Linked DNA regions of Homo sapiens: all the other regions are linked to region 2. The links are chromatin loops, found by intact Hi-C in ENCODE. Cell type or tissue: PC-9. All regions are shown on one strand.

Region 1 (8,000 bases), 330 kb before region 2:
TGACACTTTAAATATCCAAAGTATCCTAAGCATCATAGTCACCTGTGAGACAAATCGAACTATTCCATGTCATGTAGAAAACTAGGCCTCAGAGGGGTCAGGTGGCTTCTCGCAGCCATGCCACTGGGGTCAGACCAAGATTCACAGCCAGGCTGCCTGATTCCAAAATCCAAGTTCTTTTCAGTGAAGATATCTTATTCCTTTCAACAAGCCACACTAACTGGAAAACAGAACTTCATTCTTTTCACAAATGCTTGTGGAGCACCTCCCGTGTGGATTTGTCAGTGAAAAAAAGAGGAAAATATCCCTGTGGTCATAGCGTTTATATTCTAACAAAACACAATGAATGATGAATGTAATAAATGATCAAATTAAATGGTATATTCAAGGGTAATAAGGACAAAGGGGACTAGGGTAAGGGGATAGGGTCACAGTATTCAAAGTAGGGTGGTCACACAGGGTGGGCCTGTGAGAAACCCTCAGGAGGCACAGAAGATGAGCTCAATGAATATTTGTTGCATTGAATTCGTGCTCATCTCTTTCCTTCTGAAGATGGGGAAGCAGCAGTCCAGAGGAGGCTGGGGATCATCCCAGGCACCACAGCAACCAGGCAGGAGATTCTGATGAAAATCCAGGCTGCATACTCCTCTGCAGTGTGGCATGACTGTCTGTTCTCCAGAAGGAGAGACACACCTTGCAGGTTCTTCCTCACTGAGCCTCCTATGACCTGTATGCTCTCAAAACAGCTGGCTACACAGCCCAGTCCTTCCCCATTCTCAGCTTGCCCCACCCAAGCTGGTCTTCCCACCATGCCTTGCCTAAGCCCGGAAAATCCGAGAGCTCCTTGTGGGCTGTCCTCGTCGGTCTCCTTCTAAGATTCTCACTTCTCTTTTCATTTAAAAATCAGTGTTGAGCACCTCCCCGCTTATGCTCAGCACTATGTGAGTGAAACAACCACATTCCCTGCCTCCATGCAGCCTCTGTGCCCCAGAGAGGTCAGTGACAAACACATGATCAGACAAGCAAATGTGTGATTACAAACTGAGGGCTGTGCTTTGGAAGCAAATATAAAAAGCTATGAAGACGTCTAAAGGGGATCTGAGGGGGAAGGCTCTCTGAGGAACAGACATTTGAACCCAGATCCAAAGAGCAAGTAGGAGTTAACCAGGTGAAGGAAGCAGGAGAGGCAGAAGGCAAAAGGCAGGTATCTCTATAGTCCTATGGCTGTCACGCTGTGCACAGAGAAAGCCAGAGGCATAGGTGCAAAAGATGCATTGTGGAAGATGAGGTTTCAGGAGTCAGTAGGAACCCAGCCACGCAGATCTTCCTGGTCCAGAATAAAAATTTTGCTTTTTTTCTTCAGTTCAATGGAAAGCAACTGAGAAGTTTTCAGCAGGAGAGCATTGTGATCACATCTGTTTTTTTAAGCCATCTTTTTTGTTGCATTTGGATTTTGGCTGGGAGGTGCAAAGTGGGAAGAGACCTTTGAGGAGGCTACTGTAGGAATCCAGGTGAAAGGTGATAGAGCCTGGCTAAGTGTGGTGTCGTGGAGACAGAGCTATGGTTCTAAGAGATATTTAGAAAGTAAAATTCATGGGGCTTAGGGTCCCAGAGAGCTCTCTATGTCCCCACCCTTGTTCCTGAGCAGCCCTCAACTCCTATAGTGGATTTTTCCTGGATGTGGGCATCAGTTTTAATTAAGGCAGGCTAGTTAGGGATATGGGAGACTGGATTCAGGGGCCCATTAACTCCTGGAGCACTAGGTTAGGGTGGGGAAGGAATCAGGAAGCCTCCCTCAAGGTGACTGCAGCTAGAAATGAAGACCAGTGGTAAGGCCAAGGGGAGGCTTGTGGATGGACACAAGGGATGACAGTGTGGGGAGCAGAGGTGAGGATGGAGGTAGACCCTTGCCTTGAAGGCTTGGCGTCCTGGAGCCCAGCTGAGAGTTGCCAAGGGTTTTCAGCCCCAGATGGCATCATCAACATTGCTCTTTAGAAAGCCTGCTTCCTCACTAGAGATGCATGTGCCCCTGGCCACCTGTGCCCCCCAGCCTCAATGGGGTACCAGGGGTGCCCTGCATGTGCCTGCTGCCCAGGTTTGGGCTGGCAGGACATATAAGCAACCAGCAGAGGGCTCACTCCCCTCATCCTCCTCCCTCCCTAGGGAACTCCCAGAGGAATTACAATCTCTGTAAAGGAAGTAGAAAAAGGCTTTCTTGAGAATTGTTTCAATCCCACCAGGATGTAACATGGATTTCAACATTTTACAGGAAAATAAAACCACACACATGCAGTCAAAATAAGCAGCTCCGACTGGGCGCAGTACCTCACGCCTGTAATCCCAGCACTTTGGGAGGCTGGGGTGGGCGGATCATTTGAGGTCAGGAGTTCGAGACCAGTCTGGCCAACATGGTGAAACCCCATCTCTACTAAAAATACAAAAATTAGCTGGGCATGGTGGCGCATGCCTGTAATCCCAGCTACTCAGGAGGGTGAGGCAGGAGAATCGCTTGAACCCAAGAGGCAGAGGTTGCAGTGAGCCGAGATAGCACCACTGCACTCCAACCTGGGCAACAGAACGAGACTCTGTCAAGAAAAAAAAAAAAAAAAACAGCTCCCACATTTGCCTAGCACATTTGCCCAGCACATTTGCAATTACAGGTTAAGAAATTGTTTCTCAGAGTAGTGAAATGACTTCCCCCAAGTTCACTCAGCCTCCAAGTGTCAAAGCTGGGTTCTCTGACTCCTTGAGTCACAATGCCTTAAGGAACATCCTTCTGCACAATTATTCTTTCATTCACTCTTCCAATTAGGACACTTGGAGCACCTGCCATTTACTGGTTCCCTCATAACACTTTACAGTTTGCAAAGCCAACGTGTTTATAACAATTTCTTTACAGTCACCATCTTTTTAGTGAGAGCTGAGCTCAAATCCCATGTTTTCCAATTACTGGATCATCTTGGTCTAATTGCTTAATTCTTCTGAGCATCCATCAAAATGATCATGAAGTGTACCTACCCTGATGAGAATCTGTGATAGTTTAAAAGAGAAAACCGACAGCATCTTGCCTGGAGAAAATGCTGTCAACACAGGTTTGTCTCACTAAAAATTGAAAGGCAAACTAAACATTTGGGTAAAAATCCTCAAGTCAACCAGCAGATGGCAGCCTCCACCTGGCTTCGGGAGGGCACTAACCAGGCACTCCTGGTAGATGTGTTGAAGTGGATGGGGCTGATGTCTACCGGACTTCTTAGGCTCATAGACATCTTTAGGTAAACAACTTTGCCTTCATGCTAATCCTTCTCTCAATAAGAGGCTAGAACCCTTCCCAGAAGTGGGAAGGAACTTGGCAGGCCTCCTTTTATGTTCTTGACTCCCCATCTGCTACACAAAAACGAGCACCCTCACCCTACCACCTCACTGATCACCTCTTGCAGGTGTACACTGGGGTGGGGGGACAGGAACATGAGACACAGGGAGTTTCTGGCCTTTGTCCAGTCTCCATTCAGGTTTGGCAAGGACCACCAACCGTTGTCTAACATGTTTAATGCCTCCATTGTATCCATGTCCCATCACTCATTCACCTGATTTGACAGCACCGTATTGTTGGTTGTGAAGGCCCAACATGCACATTTTTTGTTGTTCTGTGCTTGTCCCTTTGGCTTGTTTCTGGCCCCTTAGCAAGAAGGCTTTGATCCTCCTGCCCTGACACTTAACTCACTAGCACAGGGTGAGGCACATCTAAAAATGTGGACTTGTTCCTGTTGCTGTTGCTGTTGCTGTTGTTTTCCTTTACATCTCTGAAGCCTGGTTTAGGTGATGATCCCTGTGGATTATTCTAAGCAGCTTGGGCAATGTTGAGAATAAAGTCAAGGGCCTTGTGTCCCCAGCACTTGCCTCCTAGAGCCAGTCTATGACCCCAAAGAGCTGTAGAGCGGTCCTGTAGGAACACTGAGCTGTGGTCTACTACTCCACTGCTGAACCCCTCCAATGCCGGCCTTACGGCTCAGAGGAAAGTAGCCTGAGACATCACAGTAGCCTTCAAGGCCTATATTCCCTGACCTCAACCCCCCTCTCATGATACTCTAGACACGCTGCCTCCCTGCTGTTTCAAACCCAGCAAGCGCACTCCCACAGCAAACCCTTCTCCTGGAATGCTCTTTCCTCTAACACATGCATGGCTCACTCATTTCTTTCAGCCATCTCCAATGTTATCTTCTCAGCGAGACCATCCTCATCATCCTACATAAACACACACACATCACACCTATATGTGCAAGATCACACATGCACACACAAACAACCCTCCCCATTCCCAGTACTCATAGTGCATTTTCCACCTGACACAGTACTGGCTTACCTATGTATGTGCATGCTTTCTAGGAGTCAAGCTCCATGACAGCAGGCACTTTGTATGTTTCCCCCTGCCGTGGCCCTAGCACCCAGAACAGAGCCTGTTCTATTATTTCTCAATCATTACGTGTTGACTGAATATATGACCTAAGAGGAGAATGCAGCCATCTGTAGCCTCACTTATTGTCTATTCAATTTGTTGAGTGCCAACTATATTCCCAGATCATCATTTTAAAGCTGACACAAACTCAGAAAGGAAGTGATTTTCCTGAAGCCACCAGGTAATCATTGTAGATTTGAATTCAGTTCTCACTCACCCCACACCATGACCTCAACAGATAGGAACCTAAGAATGTAATTTAAAGAAACAGCAAAGGAATTGTTCTACTAAGAACTAACAGAGGCAGCCTCTCCTAAGGAAGGACGAGTTAATGGGCAGAGATTGTTTGACAATTGAGAGATCCAGCAGGATATTTAGAGAAAAAAAAAAACCATAAATATCGGTCATTTCAAAAACAGAACCTGTTATATTTCCAACCAGAATAACTTCTCCAGAGACTTCATACGTGGTCTCTTGGAGAGCATTCTCTCAATTTAGGACAGAGGTCCTTACACTGAGAATCACCATTTCTCATGGATCAGTGGGAAAGGGGGCAAAATTAATTGACCTTTCAAGCCTTTGATTTACCATCTTTAACTAAAATAGATTACTCAGATGATGGGGGCAGAGAGCAAGGGGGAATTTCCCAGGTATGGTAGGAGCGTAGCTACACTGGATTCACTTGATTATGCTCTCAACAGCTTCTCCAATAAAGGCCTCTGTTTCCCAGTGTAAAATGAAGCTTTGCTTATCCCCAGAGGCATCGGCTTTTCATGTATTTTTCTGCCACCAGGGCTTTCTGAGTAGCCAGCAAAGAACAAGGCAGAGCAGATCTTCTGGGTGTGAAAGTGGTTTGGGAAAGAGACACAGTAGACCCAGCTCAGCAGGAGCTGAGGATCACTCTCCACCTGGACACCCTTCAGGTGAGCATCAGAGTCAGATTTGAAAATGTGTCTCCACCAAAAAGCCACATTCAAAGGTATCAAAGAGCCTTCAGCTCAGTGCTCATCTTTCTTTTGCAAGTCTCGGTTAGCTCCAGAGCAGGCTGCGGTGTTCAGCACTCCATCTCCAATGCTGCATCCCCAATGCATAGCACTTGAACATAGTAGTTGCACAATTAAGATCTCTATATTAAGAAATAAATTTATAATAGCTGCCTGGAGGTTATTGGAAAGGATTCAGAGGTCACGACCAGGCTACCAGGAAAGAAGTTTCCATTCAATTAATAGATGTGTCTTACTAATATATTTATCATCCTTAGAATGAAGCATATTTAGACCACCAGGATAGTGAGACAACCAGAAACTCCACCTCTTTAGAAAAAAAATGGAATAATAAGCAGGGACATAGTCTCTGTCTTAAAATCTCTGCACATCTGTCATGGAGAGGAGAGAACAGACATACTCTATTGTGTGACAGAGAAGAACTAGAATCTGATGATGAAATCTGTAAGGGAACAAACTGCACTCCAATAAGAAAAGAACTTTGAATAACCAAAGCCATCCAAAGAACAAACAAGCTGTTATAGAAGTGATACTGGAAGATATTGGAAGAACTCTAGGTCTTGGGGGTGGTTCAGACATTCAATAAAGTGGTATTGTAATATTCCCTCCAGCCCTAAAGTGTGCTTACCTCTTGTCGAGTTAGTTGTTGCATGAAAGCTGTCAAAAAACGTTTCTATTCCAGGTTTTCAGTCTCCAGCCTGAGTTTCAAATGCCACAAAAGGAAGGACAATCATGAAAGAGTCAAGACATCACAAAACACAGATGTTATTCTTAAGAAGATGACTCCTGGGGGAGACAGAAAGGAGAATAAACACAGAAGTGCTGACTGTTCCCCTGCACAGGCAGAGTCCTTCCCTCAGGGAACATGCTGGTAAGGATCCATAATTGCAAGTTGACAAAACCCTAAGCCTTCTAAAAATTCCAGGTTTAATTAGTTTCTCCAAAGCAAGCTCCTTACTGGAAAAGAAATCTGCAGCCTCGGCCATGTTACATTGCAGGAGAATATCACTGCCTCCTGGATCAGGATAATTTCTGCAAGAGATTGCTCCAGGCAAAACTTCACTTTTAGGTGAGACTGTCTAAACTTTACTTAGAAAGTTACAAGAGTCTTGCTCAAAGACTTCATCCCTGTAAAGGAGACCTTTAGTGTAAAAAGAGATATGATGTTTTAATAGCATTCAGCCTCCAGCCTCAGTCACCACTGAATCCTTTTCTTTTTTCCCACATAATTCCCAAGGGCATTCAATTGACATTTAAATAGCTGGATGTATATCATGTAACACATGTCTTCAAAACCAAGGCTTGAGATTGGGTTATACCTAAGACTTCTGGGCATGGAGTCAGGAAATTGCCTCTTTGACCAGATTGAGGGTGTGTTGGAGGCAGGAATCATTCCTTAGCATTTTTTGTATCAGCAGTACATGGCAAAGATGATAGCAATATGCAAAATCAATGAATGAATCAATTGATGGATGGTTTGAAGTCCTGGTTTTGCTATGAAAGTAGCCATGTGACTTTGCTCACATTACACAATGTCTCTGAGATACAAATTTTGTCATATGTAAATCAGAAATAATAATAACTATTTCATATGATTGCAACAAATGCAGTGGTGTATATAAAGTGTCCCAGTCTGTGTCTGGCATATAATTGGTGCCCAGTAAATTGTATCTCCCTTGACTCTCTACAGACATCCTTCACACAAAGTAAATGATCAATAACCATTTGACTGGCTGCTTAACAAGTGGAACTAATACAAATGCTCTCAGTTAATTTAGGAGGAAGAGCAGACAGATAGATCAAGTGCTTTATGGAGGAGTTTGAGGACAGAGGGAAGGAAGCAAATGTAAGACTTAAGTACATCCCTGCTAAGTATGAGATAGCACTCTGCAGCCAACACTTGTATTTGTCTTTCATTTATACCATGATTTCTACTTTGGTTATTTGCATTCCATAAGGCAAAGTCCTTGATCTTCCAGAGGTTCACATCTTTAACAGCTCTTCATAGTAAAGCTAAACAAGGAGATACAATAAAATGTATTCAAAGTCATTTATACTTAAGGGAACCACGTGGTAGATTCCTACGGCATCTGCCCCACCAAGCCCCCAAAGAATTTATTTCTGAAAATGAATGTATTTGATGCTGTAATCAGGAAATGAAATATGTGTCAACCAGCTTCTTTAGCTGCAGGGTAAGTAAGGACGAACTCATTGGCCACTTATTCCAATCATCACATTTATGTCTATGGCATAATTTGTTCTAGTTTCTTCCACTGGTCTCTGTTCTCTTTTTCTTCCCAATGATTGAACACTGCTTTCTCTTTAATCCATAAACCATTGCAAGTCCTTCTGCAAAAACGTACTATAGAAGAATATTAAAAACATGAAATTGCTTACAGATTACCACTTTTAAAAAGATATGTGACTTCTTTTCCTCAGATTCACCATCTTTAAATGCATGCTGATGCTAAAAATAATAACATCAAACACTTATCACAGTTTCTGGCATATGCCAGCACTTTTATAAGTGTTTCTCATGTAAA
Region 2 (8,000 bases):
ACCAACTCTATTATTATTTCTATTTTAAAGTTAAGGAAACTGAGAATTAGAGGGGTTAATGGCTATGGCCCAGGTCATGCATTAAGTTAGGAAGGCAAGCGTCCCACCCAGGTACTCGGACCCCAGAACTTACCCACTGTGAAATCACCAGAGTAAAAATCCACCCATTTGTCTTAGCCCAGTGCATCAGGTCAAGATTTCATTATTCCCTACCTGAACCAGAAATTAATACAGAAGCCTGTTGGCCCATCTCCCCTCCCAGACCCAAAGAGAAGAAAGTAATCACACCATACATGCTTGAATGGTAAACCACCCCAAACAGAAGGCAGTTTCTTTATGCAAAGATTTTAAGTATTTTCTCCAATTTGAATATATACACATTTAGTGCTATGGGTGAAATAATCAAGCATCAACTTATAAGTAGTCAGTACCTGATATGTGTTTGCCAGAGCATATTATATAAAATACATTAATTTGGAAATACCTGTGTTGCTATCCATATTAGTCTGTTTTTACACTGCTATAAAGAAATACCCACGACCAGGTAATTTATAAAGAAAAGAGGTTTAATTGACTCACAGTTCTGCATGACTTGGGAGGCCTCAGGAAACTTACAATCATGGCAGAAGGGGAAGCAGTCGCATCTTACATGGCAGCAGGTGAAAGAGAAGAGAGCGGGAGCAACTGCCACGTATAAAACCATCAGATCTCGTGAGAACTCACTCACTATCAGGAGAACAGAATGGGGGAAACCACCCCCATGAGTCAATGACCTCCCACAAGGTCCCTCCCCCGACGTGAGGATTACAATTTTGATTACAAATCCAGAGGAGATTTGGGTAGGGACACAGCCAAACTATATCACTATCCTCAATCTTTCATTTTCTGAAACAATTTCATTCAAATGCTTCATACACATCTTTAACCTCATCTAGCACAGGTTTTCAGAATATATTATCTTCATTTCTAAGTTATTTTTTAAATAATGCTTTTGAATCTGTATATAAATAATGCTGTTCCTGAAAAGCTCATCCCAAGCTAAAAAGGATCCATTTGTATCACATCAATGAAATTTATGATTAAAAAAAAACCTCTATAAATCAGTAGTTCTTAATGCTGGCTGCGAATTAAAATCAACTGGGGAGCTGTAAAATCTATCGACACCTGGGCCCTTGCCCCCAAAATAGTGATTTTACTGACTGGGAGCAGGTGCTAGGAGTGGCATTTTCTAAAGCTCCTCCCATGATTCTAATATACAGCCTGATCTGAGAACCACCGCTTACCTGTATATAATGACCTGCACAATGGAATTCAGCAGTTCTTGATTATACTCAAGAATCACCTGGAAATTTTTGTAAACATACTGCTACCCAGTTTCCACACCCTACCAAAATTATAATTTATCTGGGGTTAGGCCCCAGGTATTCTTTGTTTTAAAAACACTTCAAGTGAATCTCACTTGCAGCCAAAATGGAGAACCTTCAATTACCATTTAAGAGTGTGGCTTTAATCATTCTGAGCAAACTATCGCAGGGACAGAAAACCAAACACCGCATGTTCTCACTCATAGGTGAGAATTGAACAATGAGAACACTTGGACACAGGGCGGGCAACATCGGACACAGGGCGGGGAACATCACACACCGGGGCCTGTCGTGGGGTGGGGGGAAGAGGGGAGGGATAGCATTAGGAGATATAACAAATGTAAATGATGAGTTAATGGGTGCAGCACACCTACATGGCACATATATACGTATGTAACAAACCCGCACATTGTGCACATGTACCCTAGAACTTAAAGTATAATTTAAAAAAAAAAAGAATGTGGCTTTACCTGTGAGCTTTCAAAGGCTGTTTAACTCACCATCAAATATTTATTAAAGGAATTCAGCACAGCTGTGGAGTCACATCACCCGCCCCAACCACATGAATGACCCCACAGCTGTGCTGAATTCCTTTGCTTTCTTCTGTTTCTATTGTATCCAGTGACCTCTCTGTGCATCAAATGATAGCACTGATTGAGAACATGTTAATCCAATGTGGCTTCCCCATATATGAATAGTACTTGGTTGTCCTAAATAAAGGAATGGAAAGAGTGCCCCATAAGCTGAGAGATTTTGTCAGGACTCCAATACAAAGTGATTCCTTCTTTTCTGAAAAATAAATAGGGAAGAAAATGTCACTTCATTTTTGCATATGTTATTAATAACTACCCTTTCTTAAAGTGCTTACTACATCTAGATACCATGTTAAATGTTTACCTGATTTCATTTAATACTTAAAAATGCAAACAGGACATATAATTATTATTATTCCTGGCCAGGCGAAGGCCACACCTATAATCCCAGCACTTTGGGAGGTCAAGGTGGTGGGGTGGGGGGGGGGGGGTCACTTGAAGTCAGGAGTTCGAGACCAGCATGGCCAACATGGTGAAACCCTGTCTCTACTAAAAATACAAAAATTAGCCGGACGTGATGGTGCATGCCTGTAGCCCCAGCTATTTGGGAGGCTGAGGCATGAGAATCGCTTGAACCTGGGAAGCGGAGGCTGCAGTGAGCCAAGATTGCACCACTGTGCTCCAGCCTGGGTGACAGAGTGAGATTCTGTCTCAAAAAAGAAAAAAAAATTATTATTATTCCCATATTGCAGAGGGAGAACCTGAGCGTGAAGTCACTTTGCCTAAGGTTACTACCCAGTGGGCGGACAGAGACAGAATGGCACCCAGATCTACAGCATCCAGTGTTGTACTGCCCCCTTCTGGCCATCCTCTAGGTGCTTCCTGAGGCCCCAGGACTTGTGCCCCAGTATACAGTCTGGTGGCCAGCATGGCATCGTGCTCAGCAGAACTTCTCCCTCCTCCTCGCTGTTGTGGTCCAGTCCAAACATCCCAGCCCCAACATTCCCTGGTTCCCCAGCTCTGTGACATCACAGACAGCCTTCTGTCTACTCTGCCAGCTGCAGGTGAGTGGGGCTCACAGTTTAAACCAAAGGGCGGGAGGTGATAATTTTTCTGTACTAAAAGGCACAATGTCCCCACCACTCCTGGACACCTATTCATTTTGCTCCAAGAAGCAATCCCCATCCTTCATTTGCTCTAACCTCACTGTTTCTCTCTCTCTCTGGGTCCCAGTCTCCACCTGTGCTGAATGACCTCCCCCACCCCCGCCCGCAGCGCCAGAAGCCTTCCTGTTTGACCTCATTCATCTTTCTTCTGATCAAAGTGCAATGGGGTCACTAGAGACCTGAAGTTCATACCCACTGGGGACAACCCAAGGGCCCTCTTCTTTGGTTTCTGCTTCCCTCTAGAGGGGGTCACTGGTAGTGCAAGAAGTGCCACACATCCCCTAGGCATCTCCCTACATATTCATCAGCATCAGAACCTTCATCTGTATTTATTAAGCCTTTACGACACACCAGAAAGCTGTGCTAAGCACTTTCCATCATTATTTAATCCTCAGAACTACCTTCTATTGTAGATACTATTATTCTCATCCCCATTTTACAGGTCAGAAAACAGAGATTCAAAGAGGTCATAAATTCTAAATTTCCTAGCTAACAGTAGATCTCCAAGAATTATACCCCCAGAGAATGTGCTTGTAACTGATACACTGCTCTCCCTAAGAGCCTTTTCATTTCTTGAAGAGGGTTCAAAAACTCAAAGCTCTCTGCTGTCAACACTTAGAGGAGAAAGTGGTTCTACTACCCTCTTTCTTGCAAAATTTTCTAGTAAAGATGTGGAGAGAGCATCAGCACGGGGTGTCAACAAACCTGCGCTTCAGATCGCTGCTGATAATACGGACGATCTCCACGGTTTATTTTTAATTGAAAAAAATCAAGGTGCAAAACGTGGTGTATAGTAAGCTATCATTTGCATTAAAAAGAGAGAAAAAGAGAATTTGAATAACTACATTTTCTTGTATATCCATAAGCTGCTTTGGTGGAAGATGCCTGCATTCACTACATGAAACAAAAACTGAATTTATTTCTGGTTAAACAAGGGAGAACTGTGCTTGTATGGCAAAGTCTCTGAACAAAGCTCATGGCTGATGCATAAGGGGCTTTGGGAGGTGTTGAGTTCGTGGACTGGTGGTGTTTCAGAGGCAGCAGTGTTTAGGAATGGTAGACCTTTAGCTATGAAATGTACCTACTGGCATGTGTCTGTTAGAATGGTTACCAAGGGAGTTTCATTAATAGATTAAATGAGTGTCACACAGGTTCTGGGGATTCGTTGTTACCGTGGTTACAGGGCAATCCATCGTCACCTAGGAATGTGGGAGCTTCTCTTTTTAATTCTCATTATCTGCCTTCTGGTCTCCCTCAACTAAAGGTGCAGGAAAGACCCTCCAAGATTGTCCAGATCTTCACCACTGTCATTGGCTTTTCTTGAAAACACAGTTCCATTTTTCCATGTACAGAGATCTGGTTTTCATTTTGAGTATCAGTCTGCCTCATTTCTTCTCATTTTTTCTTTGAATCATTTGTTTCACCATTTGTCAAACCAGAGGCTACATAAAAGCATTCAGCTCTCTGGACAACAGAACCTGAATGATGCAAGACAATGATAATTAAGGCCAGGCACAGTGGCTCACGCCTGTAATCCCAGCACGTTGGGAGGCCAAGGCTGGCAGATCACCTGAGGTCAGGAGTTCGAGACCAGCCTGACCCAACATGGGGAAACCCCATCTCTACTAAAAACTAAAATTAGCCATGCGTGGTGGTGCATGCCTGTAATCCCAGCTACTCGGGAGGCTGAGGCAGGAGAATCGCTTGAACCCAGGAGGCGGAGGTTGCAGTGACCCGAGATCGCACCATTGCACTCCAACCCTGGCAACAAGAGCAAAACTCCATCTCAAAAAAAAAAAAAAAAAAAAAAAGGGACAATGACAATTAAAAGTATTTTCAAAAAGATCTGAAAGCCTCTCTGGAGTCATGCCCCATGATTTCCCTGGCATGACCATCTACCTTAGATAGCCAGGCTGCTTTTTCTTTGGGCTTAGCTATAGATTAACCTCACCTGTGATATTAATCCAGGCACAACGGGAGTGTTAGCAATGGTGCAGACTCCCCTAATTAGCTAAAATAAAACCCGAAGGTTTCTGTGATCCATAATTACTCAAACTAAGGATTTTAAATTGGTCAGGTGTACCCTAGGGTGTGGGCTACATGATTTGCTGTGTCAGTCAAGGTGAGGGGAAAAAAGGCACTTTAAATTGTTCAACTCAGAATCCTCAGAAGTCTGTTTCATCTACTAGTAGTTAAACCCCCAAGAAGGGTTTCATCCCTTCAGACTCTGTGTAAGAAGACATAGTCCACCGTGGGTGCTGGAGAATCATGCACTGGAATGGTCTAAGTATTCATCATGCAGAACAATTAGTCTTAATTATAGTTGGAATAGAAGAGTCTGATCTCCACATAAGAAACAAACCATATCAACAAGCAAGCAGTATAGCTGTTCATTTATATTTATAGACAATGCCCTTTGGGAGTTTAGAGGCAAAATAGGAAAATGTTAAGTGCAAAGTTCTCCTCAGAAAGACTCAGTAGACAGATATGGACAGCTGTCCTTCTGACATGGAACATTAGTTCTTCTAATGGCCTTTCTGCATACAGTAAGTGCAAGTGTTCTCCACAGACTCCAAATTCTTAAAGAACAGAGGAGATTTGGGTCCTGTCTTTATTTCAGGGGCCAGTTGTTTTATCTAGTAGGTCAAAAGATTATCTCGATTTCTAGTTAACATTTTAGGACTCTTGGAAAATGATCAAGATATCTACACTAATGGAATTTCCCATTCCAATTGATTTTTTCTAAATCCTCTATTTTAGATATGAGCTTTTGCATAAAGAAAGGGCTCCTTTTACTTACACTTTTTGTTTGCCCCAGAATGTCCTTTGAAAGTGTCCTGAAGTCTATTAAGTCACCTATTGATTCATCATTTTGTTTGTTATTCTTGAATCTTTGCCCTATCCACCCTTAAGAGAAAATCTTTTAAAATAGTTTCATGTGGCATACTTCCTATTTTTCTTACCCTCTCAAGTCCATGCTTAAAAATATTATGCATAGATAGGTTATTTGAATCTTCTGACCTTTTTCATCCTGCTACTCTTAAACATTTTCCCCATTGTTGAAGGTCAACAATTTTTTTTTTTTTTTTTTTTTGAGTCAGGATCTCCTGTTGCCTGGGCTGGAGTGCAGTGGCATGATTATAGCTCACTGAAGTCTTGATTTCTCAAATTCAAGCAATACTCTCTCCTCAGCCTCTGAGTAACTGGAAGTGCAAGTGCACACCACCATGCCCAGCTAAATTTTAATTTTTAGTAGAGATGAGGTATGTTGTCCAGGCTGGTCTCAAACTCCAAAACTCAAGCAATCTTCCTGTCTCAGCCTCCCAAAGTGCTGGGATTACAGGTGTGAGCCACTGTGCCTGGCCTAAAGGTCAACAACGAAATGAACTAATTGGTACAAATATGATAGTCCAAGACAATAAGTAACGAACAGAATCCTGAATTACACAGGATATACAAAACAAACTTTCTTTTGTTCTGAAATTTGGGAAGATTCTATTTTTACCCAACTCAACTCTTACTCAGAGTTTAAATTCGGCCTCTCTTGATCTACCTTCAGTGCAGAAGTTTTAGGTGGGTGTTGTGCAATGTGATTGTTCTTCTCTAGAAAAATGCTCCCTGAAAAAGTTTATTTGGGCAGCCAGGGGAAGGAGTAAGAGGAGTATACGTGGGTAGTAAAGATCAAGTTGGGTGGAGAGAGAAAGACAGAAGCAAAGAAAACAGGTGTCAGAAGGTTTGAGTAAGAGTAAGGTCTTTTTTATCTTTTTCTTCCTGAGGCCATAGCATTCCAGACAAAGAAGCCTTCTATTTATGTTTGGCATTTTTGTCTTCTCTCTTCTCTAGAGCTCCTCTTAAATCTGATTTTTGACATCAAAACTTTGTCATCATGGCTACAGTAATCCTAAGTCATCTAGTGAACTTTTGCCATTTATTAAGACAAATACATGAGAGTACCTATAGTGAGAGTATATATACGGAGTTTTTCCAGGAAGAGGCAACAACCTTAATGCAGATGAGACCACGACAAGCAGGAAAGAGCACGCTACAATTGATAAACAGTTTCTACTTGTGCAGTGTCTTGAATTTCTTGACCAAGCAGAGCCTAAAAGAGGCCACATGATCAAAAACCTGAAAATTACTGACTCCCGAATATAAGCTAAAAAAAAAAAGTGACCTTCTTTTATGATTTACCAAGACAGAACACATGCTGACAAAGGTTTAGAGGGACCCAAGTCCAGGTTTTAGCAATTTCTTCTAGACAAATCAATTACCACTCCAGTAAAACTCCAGACACTCAGGGCTGACTCATGGTGGGGGCTTGTCAGAGCTATGCTTCCATTCCTTTCTTATGAAGTGCATCCTTCTACATTCAACATACACAAGGCAGTCTGGAACAAAGCCAAACCCCGTGAGGCAAGCATTTTTATAAGTGGATGAAGACAACTGAAACTAAAGCAAGTAGCAGAATACGAAGCAGATTAATGGCAAGGATATTTGCTAAATGGTGTATCTCCAAAACAAAAGATCTAACTGCCTGTATAAATTTCTATTTCTTTATAAATTATAGGAAAATGAAATAAATCCACTAAAGAGAACTCAATGAAATACATCAGAGCTAAAATCATGTTAAAAAAAAAAAATCCCATGACACTGACACTAGGTCTAGGGAAAAACAAAAAAACAAACAAACAAACAAAAACACCTCACCTGGCAGCAGATCCAAAAGACTATTGGAGATTGGAGCTAAATGGACCTAGTGAGTGCCCCCACTTTGACCAAAAAATCCACACAATGGTGACATCTGTATGTGTCTAGCCCGCATCGTATCTAACCACAAGGAACAGCTTATGTGCAGAAAGTTAAAAATCAGTTAGTGGAAGGGAGGAAGGAGATCTGTTTGGCATAGTTTTTTTCCAACAGTCAGAGAAGGTTCATGT
Region 3 (8,000 bases), 230 kb before region 2:
GAAATTTCCTGGGTCTATAAAGTCCAAACTTTTCACAACCATGGACGAAATCACTTATCACATTTCTTCTTATCTGGACCATGAATGGGAATATCAGAACACAAAGTAATCAAAACCAACCTCAGTTTACAATTCAATGTTTCCACAACCAGATTTTTTTAAATGCTAATAATATTCGGTTGGTGTAAAAGACATTGCAGCTTTTGCCGTTATGTTCAATGGCAAAAACCATGATTACTTTTGCACCAACTCAATAATCCCCATGGGACTGTGAAACTTTTGTTAAAGACCTTCCCATACCTCCTTTGGGTTCATTCTCACCTCAACCCTGTGAGCAAGCCACAGCAACATGGGGAATAGTCTTCCCATTTTGCAGATGATGCGCTGAGGCCTAAAGAAGCCAGGTGATTTGCCCAAGGTCATACAAGGAGTTAATGGCCAAGTGAGAATCCGGGGCTCCTCCCTCTTCTCCCTGCATGACCGGCTTCCACCATGAGATGCCAGTGACCTGCTGGAGGCAGTACCTGACTTTCTCTTGCTTTTAATGCAAGTCAACATCCCCTTAATTCAGCAATCTGCAGAGACACTGTAGTAGGGTGAGGTAGAAAAAATATTCCTGGGCTCCAGAACTGACCACATCAACAAGTCTTTTCTCCTCTCTGAGCCTCATCTGTAATATAACAGCAATGTACTAAATGCCCTGGAGGAGTCTCTCCAGCTTTGACCCTTTATGAGACTATAATTCTTTTGTACAATATGTAAAAATAGAAGAAAAAAAACCTAACAAAAATCTCAAGGAAATCTGAAGTCACAGCTTCCTTCCCCAACGAACCCAGCTTAAACAGGCACAGAAGCAGTAAATTGTCCCTTTTGAAAAAAGCCATTGCAAGACATTCCAGGCAGAGGGGAACCATCTTTCAGGTACTCTTGGGAGGAAGCTTCAGGGGCAGCATGTGGTTTGTCACTAGAAAGGAAAAGGGCAGAAGCTAGACACCTTCTAGGGAGCCCTTTTTCACTGGCTGTTGAAAATCTTCCACCATCAGCAGAAAATCAGCAGTGGCTCAGAGCCTGGGATGTAGAGCTATGTGCACATGCTAAAGAAAAAACACAGGATACACTTCGCTACAGAGGAAACACCAAAAATCAAACCCTTTTGGGTAATGAAAGGATTTCTGAGTCCTATCACAAGCTTCCCATTCCTGGCCAGGATAGCCCCCAGCCAACTGACACCTCACAGGCAGTAAGCCAGGAAGAGCGCCTGGGAGGAGAACCTTTCCCCCACACCCTTCTCCTTTCTGGGTTTTAGTTTTCTCACCCAGAAGACAGAGTTAATAATGATTTTTGCATGAAGCCACCATGAGGATGAAATGGGACAGCAATTGGACCCTCATCTGATACCTGGTTGAACCTATGTCCTTTGGGCATAGGATCCACTCTGTTCTTTCATATCCAGATAAAATGTTCCCATCTCATTTCACAAATGTCACGGAACCAAGGAGAATGTTGTAAAGAGAGTGAAGCTCATCCTTCTCCTCATCACTCCTTGTTTCACTTTTCTGCTTCCACCAAATTTTGAATCTCATGTCTGCACATGGTTTCTGGCTTATTTGCCCAAATCAGAGAAGACAGCCACTTTTGCCTTGATTTCCAAGTTTGAATAGTAACCCACATTTATGAATAGCGACATCTACAGAAGGATTTGGGGTATGCAGAGAAGCTGGTAGGGCAGTGTAGCACATCCCAGTGCAGCCCAGCAGATGACACAGAATTGAATATTAGGTCCCTCTGTTCTTGCAAGACCTCAGCTATTCCAGCCACTGGGAATTTCTCAAGGGACAGCTATCCTCCCTGGGGTTCAGCCCTCTGACACCTGAACTGACTCACTCTCCTTCCTGTCTTAATGTCCTTCTCCCATTTCCCCTCCACTTTCCACTTCCCTCATAAACTCTGCAGAAATTCAAATTGTTCTGACTTTGATTTGCAGAATGATTCTGGTCCTTTGATCTCACCTCTGGGCCTTCTCAATATACCCTGGCCCTTTTTATAACAAATCACCCCACCAAATGATAGCTCTTACCTGCACTAGAAGAATTCTGTAGTCAGTGTTCTTTCTTGTACTCCCTCATTGCATCCGTATGAGGCCACGGCAGAGTGAGAATAATGAACGTTGACAGGCATCACTATGTGCCAAGAATTGGCTGAGTACTTAGTAATTCACTCATGCAGTTCTCACAGTAAGCCCCCAGGAATCATAATTAGCCCCATTTTATAGGTAAGGAAACTGGAGCACAGACAGGCTTGTTGCCTTGCCTAAAATTTCAGAGCTGGTTAGGAGGGGTGAGACCTCAAATCCAGCGTATCCACCTTGCAGCCCTTGTGCTTAGCTGGGATTGTATTGTAGACCATCTGGGAAAACTCAGTACCGCAAATCCTTCCAGTGCCCCTACCTGCTGGCCAAGTCTACATATCCCCTTCCAGGGCTCTATCAGCTCTATCACTTCTTCGGCACCTGCGGCCCCCAGCTCTTGGCTTTCATGTCTCAGAAGTGCACTCTCTGTTACCAAGCTCAGGGTCACAGAGGGCCACACGCATGGGTTTGAATGAGGTGAAGTGCTGAGGGGAAACATGGTCCATGGCGAGGGTTCTAGAGGCTGAATTTCAGCTCTGGCTTTGCAGCTGAAGGGTCATGTGCCTTGGGACAATTCCTTCCCCACTGCCTACCAGTTAAGACAGATTTGTCTTTCCTACAAATGTAATGTAGCCTCCAACACCCAAAGGTTCCTGGAGGCCCTAAGGAAGTTGGAACAGTGGATAGACCTCGTGTGGGTCCTGACAACTCCACCCTCGCCTGAATTCAGTCTGTAGCCAAAGTTGGGGTATGAAATGCAGAGGACTGGCCCAGGAATTTGGAATGCTGACATTCAAGTCTTGGGACTTGAAGCAATTCACTTTCCCTCTCAGGGTCTTGGGTTTCCTGTTTTCTAAAATATCAGAAGTGAGGGGAACAAGCCAGATGTCCTAACCCTGAGATGGATTTTGCTTTGATTATAGCGTTCTATGAATCAAACAAATATCTTAGGATTCTTTGACCACTTTAACATTCTAACATTTGCAATTTTATAAGGCGTGGCAGCTACCCTCCTTGCCCCTCCACTTGCTAAAAAGAAAATGGCATTAAAGAAGACGAAGTGAGGTTGGCTCTCTAATTTTACCAAATGAACCCACCCCAAAGAAACAATAAAAGCTGCACCTTGAAGGCAGTGACATTAATCCAAGACTAGGTTCTCACTAAGACCCAACTATCCCTCATGTCCCATGGTCACAATCAGATGACAGCCGCCCTAGCGGAACACCACACTGGAAGCAGTCAAGAGGCAACGTGCACTTTGGGAGGCTGAGGCGGGTGGATCACAAGGTCAAGAGATCGAGACCATTCTGGCCAACATGGTGAAACCCTGTCTTCAAAAAAAAATACAAAAATTAGCTGGGCATGGTGGCACACGCCTGTAGTCCCAGCTACTCAAGAGGCTGAGGCAGGAGAATCGCTTGAACCCCAGAGGCGGAGATTGCAGTGAGCCAAGATCGCACTACTGCACTCCAGCCTGGCAACAGAGTGAGGGAGGGTAAGGGAGAGAAAGCAGGCCCATTCCTTGAAATTGTTTTGTTATGTATTTCATTCAAACTATCTAGACACAACATGTGTTGGCTTAAGTTTCTACATTTCAAGCAGCACAAACCATGGACTAGGGCACAGGACTCAACCACTGTTTGGTATAGTTTGGGTGGTAGACACCAGGCTCATTTTTATGCATTATCTCATTTAATCCTCTCTACAACTCTCCATGACAGTTATTTTATTATTCTCACTTTTAAGAAGAAAACAGGACAATTCAAAGAGGCTGCATGATTTTTGCAAAGCCACACAGCTAGTAATGGCAGACGTGGAATTTGAACATAAGTCTGTCTAACTTTCTAAAATTGATTTGAACCCAAAACGAACTTTCTAAAATTGCTGCCATACTTTTGCATTTTGAACAGGTAGGGAGTGTTTTTTTATTAAGGTTATTAGAATGTTAGCAAAATTTACCCTATGTCTCCAGACTCACCTTTCCTTTTAAATTATAGACTTTAAAGATGCTTCTTACTTACCCACAGTAATGTCAATTCAACCTGTGTTTAGTATAAATGAATTCCAAGGAAATGCCCATAGTGTCAGACAGGTTTACTAACTGTTGCAGATACACTGCAACAAGTCAGGACTGAAAAGACCTTAACATCCCAAGGAAAGTAGGTGGGGCAGGGGGCGGGGGGAGGCAGGATTTAAATTATTTAAAGGAATTCCAACTTGACCTTAATTTATATTTACTGATCACTTCCTATGTGCTCAGTCAGCACTAAGTGTGTTCATATGGGCATTCTCCAAATCCTTTTGGAAATCAGGGTCACCTAGTGGTCCTTTGTTTAACAAATGGTCCATCCTGCAGTTTATCTCTCTATTACTAGTTGGCTTAGTGATATCAAGGAATTGGTCAAAAGCCTCAATTACTTTTGCACCAACCTAATAGTTGAAATGACCCTTGCTCAGGTTAAGGACTCACTTTGAATCCAAATTTTATCCAGAGGGGAGAGACTGTCCTCTAGATGTCACTGTTGGGACTCTCCTGGATATTGTCCCTGAAGCCTGGAATGAAGAAGCCAGGGCATGGCAGATGCAGAGTCATTAGGATAATCCCTTTCCTTCTTGGAAGGATTAAAACATTTTTCAACAAATGTAAAGAGGATTCAGCACACATTCCTGGAAGCATCAGATAGCCTTAAACACTTAGGTACTTAATTGAGAAGCTCCCGTCCATCAAATAATGTCATGAGCTTCATTTTAATGAGCATTTCATCTGCCAATTCACTCTGCTAAGTGGCATTGCTAAACTGTGCCACTATAACAACAAAGAAAAGAGGAGTAAGGCAGAAAGAATCTACTTTACTGAGTGTCTCCTCTAGCCACAGGCCACACTGATCACTTGACATCCACGGTCTCATTGCATCTTCATGACATCCATACATTTAGGTTGATTGTTTTAATTCTCACTTAATGGATGTGGCAGCTGAGGCTCAGTAAGGGGAAATGACAGATCCAGAGCTAAAAGCTATGACCAGAATTCAGGTGCTCTTTTTGCGATGCATCGTGTCTTCCTTGTTCTTATATCAAAGGTGCTGTACATCTGGAAGGTACCTGGCACTCAAACCACATACCATCTGGCCGGGATGGTTGGCTTGGTCTGTTTTGCCATGGTAGAGCCGCCTTGAGCATATTTGCATCTTTATGTGCCCATGACTTGTAACTTGGCAGTGTTCAGCACATGGGCCTGAAGTCATCTGCTGGCATTCTCCCACAAGATGGAACCCAGGAGCTCATTAGTGCTTGTTTTCCCAGCACCTCCAGCTGTCTTGTCAGTTTTCAGTTCCAGTGTCTGTAGTGGCTGCAAACCCACTTCTTCCTGCATTTAACCCTTCCTATTCCACAGGAATACTGAAAGTCAGAGAAGAGCCCTGGATTAGAAGTCAGAAGCCCTGTGTTCTGAACCCAGCTCCACCATTTACCTACTGTGGAGTCTTGGGCCAGACCCTAGTCTCTCTGGGTAGTCTCGCCACTCCTAAAACTAGGATCTCTGTTAGCATGGCATTTAGTGACCCTTTCTGTCTAATATTGTGAAATCTCAAGGTGAGAGCTAGTCTTAAGGTTTCCATAATCTTGACCTTCTAGAATATGCTCCTTTCACCACCTCGAGCAACCTCTCTTTCTATCTCTCTCCTCTGTGTGAAACTGGCCAGGAGGGTTTTGTTGGCACATCTTTCTCTTCAGCCTCTCAAACAAAACCACAGAAAGTCCCATGATCCTTCTAGAAGAGGCTAAAGCTTGGAAAGATGATTTACAAAGCTGATGCATCTGAAAGCTTTGGTCCTCAGGGAAGTTCAGGCAGTGCTAGGGTTGTCTGAAAGATAGACTGCCCTACAGAAAGAGTAAGGAGCCCTGGTCTCTGGTCCTGTCTCTCTCACTAACTCTCTGGATGACCTAGGATCAGCCTGCCATAGGGGCAACATTGAGGAGCACATGGGTTATGTGTTCACCAAGCCTGAACCAGGCCATCTCAGGGAACTTTCATTTCTCCAAACTATGCAAATCCTTACAGAACCAGACTATTCATAACTTAGATTGTCCTCAGAGCTAAAATATTCTGTTCTACTACTGCAGGTGTCTGAAAACCTGAATGTGTGAAGACACAGTCTCCTACCTTGGGTAATGCAACATGCCCATAAAGATAGACAGGTGCAGCTGGGACCGACTCCCCATCCCAAACCTTCCCACCCCCACCACCAGCAGGTCTGATAGGGGATGGCTGAGTCTATACAGCCTGCTGAAATAAGCTAGGTAGGCCCTTTAAGACAGATCATCAAATCCACACTGCTCTTCATCTATTATGTTGGTGCAGAAGTAATTGCAGTTTTTGTTATTGCTTTTAATGCCAAAACCACAATTACTTTTGCACAAACCTAATAGGGACACTAGAGCCCAGAGAGGAGAAATCCCAGGATTCTAACTCCCAGGTCATCAACTCAGCCGTGACTTGCAGACAGTTCTCACTTCCCCCACTCTGATGCTCTGTTCTTCAAACTAAACCTCTCCAGGCATCACTTTTTGCTCCCTCTGCTCCCAGCCTTCAGAATTCCAGGGACATTGCAGAATTTCAGCTGCATGTAATGCCACTATTTATAAGTCACGTTTTTCTGTCTTCCTAACCAAAAAAGAAAGTTATATCATAGACTCACAGGGTGATGAGAAGACTCAGGCCACACGGCTGATGACCCATGAAATGTTCATCTAGCTCTTGATAAGAGCCTCATGACCTCCAAAGCAGCCCACCTCTTTTTTGAGCAGCACTGACTGGTCAACTCTGTGAGCTGCCAGCACTGTGACTCACAGTGTGACATAGGTGTTTTTAGTGTACGTCTTTCCATTGCTGCATCTGAGAAATGGGGATTAGAGCAGTGTTAGCTCTTAGCTGAGGGCTTCATCTCCTTCCTCTTCCACTTGGAGGTTTAGTGCTTGGGCCCCACGGTGTGCCGACAGCCTCATCAAGCATTAAAGGACAGAGGCTGTGCCCTTCTCTGGGGTCTTCTCCAAGTTTAACAGCCCATTCCCTCAATAGCTCCTCTAGTGTCCTGCTTTTAGCCCCTTTCTGAACCAGCTCTGGCAACATCATTCCTAAAAGGGCTGCCTGTGTTTTTCCCTTTAGCTAGAAACCATCTAAATGATTTTTAAAGAAAAACTAAAATATACCATGCCATTTGACTTCAGGAAATGCAAATGTTTCAAAATAAGGTGTTTTTTTTTTCCATCCTCGGGTTTCTCAGAATTACAACTGAGGTCAACCCAAAGGGGAAAAAACAACAAAAGAACCAGAACGTGTGAGAGGCAAGCCTGGGCTTGCACTTCTCCAGCCACCTGTTTACAGAGGCTCACCTGCCATAAGGGGTAAGGAGAACAGTGTAAGAGGGCTTTCGGCCAATGAGCAGAGCCTGTTCTTGATGTTTTGTGCTGGCCTCAGCCCAAGGCATGAATCTTATCTTCCCATCTAATCTAGCCTGACCTGCAATGCCAGTGGGAGAATGAGGCCCTGTGTTATTCTAGCCCTCAGGCAAAAGGCAAGCCAAGCGTCCTGATTCACCTCACTGTTGTCCTAAGTACTTACTCTGTATCCACAGAGGGAAACAAGAAAGATGAACTAGGTGATTCAATTCAACAAATATTTACAGAGCATCTGCTAGACTGGGCAGTGGGGGTTTATAAACAGGAGTCTCTGCCCTGAGGGTTCACTGTCTGATAGAATGGGCAAATAGGCAAAGGAAGTATCCTGGAGGAGCTGACTGCTAGGCTGTGTTTCAAACAAGGAAAAACTTGCCTGGTGAAGGAGGCAGTCCAGGTAGAGAGCCCAGCAAGTGCC

Evidence for each region. A loop is a pair of places that touch in the nucleus more often than their neighbours do. Peaks named below come from ENCODE experiments on the same cell type or tissue, not always from the same donor. Only the 100,000 strongest peaks of a DNase experiment are listed, where the experiment ranks them.
Region 1: a loop joins it to region 2, with 11 times the contacts of the local background. A loop is called at or near these places in 69 of 110 quality-filtered maps.
Region 3: a loop joins it to region 2, with 11 times the contacts of the local background. A loop is called at or near these places in 59 of 110 quality-filtered maps.

The regions. Positions count from the first base shown.
Region 1 is chr9:115,009,352-115,017,351 of GRCh38, reverse strand. No RefSeq gene overlaps it. Among named protein-coding and RNA genes, the nearest start is that of TNFSF8, 83 kb to the right of the region's middle. RefSeq lists an enhancer at 3,072-3,261. In PC-9, CTCF peaks have their summits at 2,087 (motif pointing right), 2,960 and 3,159 (motif pointing right); a DNase peak (open chromatin) is centred at 3,191; H3K27me3 peaks cover 2,266 bases.
Region 2 is chr9:114,676,996-114,684,995 of GRCh38, reverse strand. TEX48 (testis expressed 48) reads left to right here and starts at 2,804. Exons shown (of 5, transcript NM_001199233.2): 1 at 2,804-2,961. In PC-9, CTCF peaks have their summits at 2,904 and 3,112; DNase peaks (open chromatin) are centred at 2,775 and 7,425; H3K4me3 peaks cover 442 bases; H3K27ac peaks cover 1,108 bases.
Region 3 is chr9:114,908,037-114,916,036 of GRCh38, reverse strand. All of the region lies in intron 2 of TNFSF8 (TNF superfamily member 8), which reads left to right. Among named protein-coding and RNA genes, the nearest start is that of TNFSF8, 19 kb to the left of the region's middle. RefSeq lists an enhancer at 7,447-8,000. In PC-9, CTCF peaks have their summits at 1,427, 1,630, 4,431 and 4,637 (motif pointing right); DNase peaks (open chromatin) are centred at 4,656, 6,954 and 7,736; H3K27ac peaks cover 564 bases; H3K27me3 peaks cover 1,679 bases.